2 separate regions of the Homo sapiens genome follow, and region 1 is linked to region 2. A link is a loop called in an ENCODE intact Hi-C map of the cell type or tissue named here. Cell type or tissue: heart right ventricle. All regions are shown on one strand.

Evidence for each region. Peaks named below come from ENCODE experiments on the same cell type or tissue, not always from the same donor. Only the 100,000 strongest peaks of a DNase experiment are listed, where the experiment ranks them.
Region 1: it touches region 2 in a loop (3-fold over the local background); 17 of 110 quality-filtered maps call a loop at or near these places.

Annotation. Positions count from the first base shown.
Region 1 is chr18:36,300,952-36,303,451 of GRCh38, reverse strand. All of the region lies in intron 1 of FHOD3 (formin homology 2 domain containing 3), which reads right to left. Among named protein-coding and RNA genes, the nearest start is that of FHOD3, 4.5 kb to the right of the region's middle. In heart right ventricle, no CTCF peak of the experiment used is centred here; no DNase peak of the experiment used is centred here; H3K27ac peaks cover 2,273 bases; H3K27me3 peaks cover 338 bases.
Region 2 is chr18:36,468,173-36,470,672 of GRCh38, reverse strand. All of the region lies in intron 3 of FHOD3 (formin homology 2 domain containing 3), which reads right to left. Among named protein-coding and RNA genes, the nearest start is that of FHOD3, 170 kb to the right of the region's middle. RefSeq lists an enhancer at 1-6. In heart right ventricle, no CTCF peak of the experiment used is centred here; DNase peaks (open chromatin) are centred at 1,022 and 2,393; H3K27ac peaks cover 2,500 bases.

The sequences.
Region 1 (2,500 bases), 170 kb after region 2:
ACCCTGGGAGGACTTGCCAGAGCACAACCACTTAAATCACAGCACTGTGACAGGCAGCCGCATGCAAAGGCAATGCAGTCAACCCTACCCCACCCCCATCTGCACAGAGAGCATGGGCTTTGCTGATTTTCTAATAATGGGACAGAGTTAACAATAGGATTTGGAGGAAAAAAAAAGATGACCTTAAATCTTAGCTCCTTCACTTAAACGCAGTATAGCCCTAGGCAACCTGCTTAACCTCCTGTGCCTCAGTTTCCCCATCTGTTAATTGGGGATTCCTCATCTGCCTGCCTGCTAGAGTTGTTGTGAGGATAAATAAAGCTATACATGGAGACCTACAGTGCAGCCTCCAGCATAAGTTCATGACATAGCAGCCCCTTCCTTCCCAAAGATTGATGCCAGTCTATTCCAACCCAGATCGTTGCAAGAGGCCATGACAGCACCTGCTGGATGTCTGGCTAGGTTACCGATATGGTCTGTGGCCATGCATGAAACAAAGCCAACTGACCCATGAAGGGTTCAATCCCATGATCCTGATCTCAATAGCAAGGCTCCAACCAACTGAGCTAATTACAGTGGAGTCAGATTTGATTCTGCTTACATGGAGACACTCTTAGCTGTTCATACAACATTCTTAAAACAGTGTTGTCCTAAGATACTATGACACAACACACTTGCCAAGTTTACTAATGATCTCATCTTTTAAAAATCTTAATGTAATGTAGCAAACAGATGTGTCCCTTAAGAGGATTAAGGTGGAAATTCATTAGTGCAATAATACCAGTGGATTTGTGTTCTAAAACTAACACCAATCAATCAACTTAGTGCACATTCTATCTTAGCACTACTTAGCTTCGAGGGAAACACCAGAGAACTGAACAGCCAGGTCTTCTCCCTCAGGGAAGTTATCTGAGAACAGGGGAGACAGTGAGAACCCCCATGTACTGAGAGCCTGACCTAAATCACCTGTAATCCATGCTGTTCAGACTGCAGTGTGCACAAAAATCACCAGGCCATCTTGGTGAAGCATGTGTTCTGATTCAGCAGGTCGGGGGGGAGGGGCGGTGGCAGCACCTGAGTGTGCATTTCTAATACAGCCCAGGTGATACACAGCTCACACTTGGAGTAGCTAGATTCTATCCTCACTGCAATCAGCTGTTTACAGATGGGATAGCTGAGGCAGCGAGGCAACCACAAAGACAAGGGTAGTGAGAAAGGAATGAACACAGTACACTCAAGGCTAATCCAATGAGAGGATGCACGCTGAAATGTGGACAGGCTGCCTGGAAGGAGAACATTCAGGACACAAAAGTGGAGTCCTTAAGAGCTTAGACCTGCTGTCACATGCCAACTCGGAACTTCTCACTCATGTGACCAGGTGACTTCCTTCCAATCTTGGTCTCTCCTTCTATGAGCTGCAACAGTATCAGTACTTGGCCCTCGAATGGCCATGGGCTTGGTAAGCTGATGTCCCTCTAGGATGGTTCTCAGCTCAGGCAAATGCCTAGGACATGACAGCTATTATAACTCCACTCTGTCCAGCTCACTCCGGGCAACAAAACATTTCCTGAATTAAATCATTAAGTAATAATTGTCATTTTAACATGTACACTAAAAAAGTCACCAGTGTTTTGTAAAAATATTCTACAGTTCCAGTGTTGGCTATCAAAGTGAAAAAAGAATCCTTAGATCATTAAATGCCAGTAGCACAAATCAATCCAAACACATTTTAAGCTTTAAAAGGACTATGATTCTATGAATGCTACTGCAGAGGTTTTTCTAAATTAGAACTCCTATAATTACCATTTTTCTTTTAAAATATTAAGCCAGAAATAAACATTTACTTTTGCAGCATTTCAAAACAAAAACTAAATGTCTTGCTTAGCCCAACCTAGAACATATAACCATCAAAATGAACATCTCCCCAATGAGAATATGGCACCTGATTTGAACTTTTTGTTAGAAAACTAATGTTTATTTAATCATATTCCCTAGAACTACTATAAGCAGATGAAGTTTTTTAAAATAATGTATCAGTTTAAGAAATAAAAAATGATAAAGCATAATAAGCACAATCTCTTATTTTTGCATAAGATGACAATTTTATTAAATGAACAACTTCAACTTCTAATGGAGTCAGCAGACGTGAACTAAGTTACTACATCATTAGGTTAAGAAAAGATGTCCACACTCAAGTTTCAGCCAGGAAAGGCCTGACAGGTTGTCCAGTTCAAAGGTTGCCAGCACAGGAGAATCCCTAGGAGAGCTTTAAAAATTAGGACCCTCTGAGGGGGCCTTCTCAGCGCTGCCTACACAGGTACATTTACTTTAAGAAGATTCACCCAACTGCACACTTATACCCTGTACACTTTTTTGTATATGTGACCACTTCAGTCAAAAGTTTACTCCCAGCCAGGCACGGTGGCTCACACCTGTAATCCCAGAACTTTGGGAGGCCGAGGTGGGCAGATCACTTTGAGCTCAGGAGTTTAAGACCAGC
Region 2 (2,500 bases):
GGGAACAAACAAAGCCAATGATTGGATCCAGTATCTGTAAAGACTATCAAGCTCCATACCAGCTAAAACTCTATTAGAACGATACAATTACACACATATTGTATAATTATACAACCATATAGGTTTTAGTGAGCACAAGGACGTGAGAAAGTCCTATTAGGGAGAACTCTGGTGTATCCTATTCCACTCCCTCCCCCAGTTCCATGCCAAATCTTGGCTTCAGAAACATCTCAACAAAGCTCTCCTGTCACTACAAGACAACCGTCATAGACGTGAACGGTAAAATCCTTTGCCTCTGAGCTAATCCAGTTCCTTCACATTACATCTGGGGAAACTGAGGCCAGGGAGACTATAGGACACTCATTCATGTCACTAATATTTATTGAGCATCTTCTGTGTGATAGGCATCTATTCAGCATTGGGCAGACAATGGTGAGCAAAACCGGATGGGGGTCTGCTCAGTACAGAAGAGAAACCCCCCGGAGGCCTCCAGACTTCACAAGGGTATGCTAACTGCCACGTTCCTAGGACCTGCTCCAGAGGACAAGGCAGCCCAGGCATGGCCCCTGCCTGCCTCGGGCACCCCGCTCTCCTACCATCTGGAATTCCTGCCAGCTCTCTGCTACAGAATTTCCCCATGAACCAATTTCCTAAACTTCTAGGTCAGCCTCTTGATGAAGAACAGGAACCGGTTTTCCAAAGACTCCTTCCCACACATATGCATTCCATAATTACATAGATCAGGACACAAGGGGAACTATGCATGAACGTGGCTTGATTTGTGGAAATAATAATGCTTATCCTGGCTTAGCCACAGAGGACTGGAGCTTCCCCCGCAGACCCCGCCGCCACCCCCTTAACCCTCCAACAACTTTCCTAGGGCTTGCTAGCGCCCACAACTCCGGAACAACTTTGAACGCCCTTAAATCCTGGTCAGAGCACCAGCTGGTTTCACATTGAGATCCAACCAAAGGTGATGAGGCCTCACAACCCCCTGCCGAGCCTGACATGCCTGCCAAGTTATTTTTGTGCCAGCATCAGCTGCCTCTTGGTCGAGTGATAGCTGATGTCAAAGGGTTTGATTTCTGAGAGCTTATGAAGCAGTTGGGTTTTCATGTCCTAAACATGCCACTTTGGAACTCCCACTACCAAAGGATAATATGGTGAATACCTTGAAGAGAGCCCAGCCAGCCTGCTGTACATGGGATCAGGGGAGCAACAAATGCTCTGCAGCCCCCACCCCACCTCCCAGTTGGAGCACCGGGCAGGACAACTGTCTACACTGCAGTGGGCAGCTCGGCGATAAAAGCTACAAACTTGGCCTAGGATCTCTGAGTGTGGTTTACACGTGCCCCTTAATTTGTACCCAAATCCACCATAGGGGATATGTCTCCTTAAGTTTCATAAAGAAGGAGTAAACAGTAATCATCTGGCCCTGAGAGGGTCAATATTTGCTTATTGTGTATAGCTCTATACCTGGTGATAGGATGGGGGCTGGGGTTTAGGATGAAGAGGGTATATGTAAAACAGAAAATTACACCCCTGTTCTCAACAGGCATCACAGTGGTCACAGTTCTAAGGGGAAAGACCCCCAAGTATGGCAAGGGAAACTTCCTAATCAAGACTTGTATTACTCAGTTTCCTTCCTAGCTCTTGTCATAATTTGAAACTGACACAAGTGTTTGCTTGTTTACTTGTTAACTGTCCGACTCCTCTCCTTCCCTGAGCCCCAGGAAGGCTCAGCCTTGTCTGTTGTATTTTCCAGACCTGCCGCCTCAAAGGTTCTCAGTGTCTGTCGGTGGGATTACCATTGCCTGCACCCTTGCTAGCTCTCAGCTGGAGGTGGCTTGCACTCCCAGGTGTGGAGCAGAGGCTCACAAGGTGGCAGCCACAGCAGGGCCTGGGGTGGTGGCAGAAGGAAACCTGTGGGAAAGGCAGAAGATCTGGGGTTGGACTGAGCTCTGCCACCAACCTCCAAGTGGCCCCTTCACATCTCAAAGCCACAAATTCCTCCCCCTCTAAAGTACTAGGGGTGGATGGAGGTAAAAGCCAGGATCACTAAAATCCCACTGCCCCTGAAATTCCCTGATTGATTTGCTCAGGCTGGCACTCACCTTCCCTTCCACTGGCTCACACCCACAGGGCACAGCCAGAAGGAGCTCCGGGCAGCTCCCTCGCCCACGGCAGACTCCTGTGGCCTGTCTCCAGAGCCCCAGCTGTGCATTCCGGTGTTGCTGCCCCTATCTTATCACCCTCTTCTTTCTCCACCACCTCCGCCTTCCCTGTCCCCAGCTGACATCCCTGGCCATCTGGGCCCTTATCACCACGTCTAGCTGGCTATTCTTAGTGCCACATTTTTCCGTAACAGCCTTGTCCTCCAGGCAGCATTACCCAGGCGAGGGGAGAGGTAGCCACTTATCCCTATGGCTTCGGCACTGCAGAGTCATTAAGGTGGAAGGCACATCAGAGACCAGCCAGCAGCCTGGGTCCCTGTGGGGAT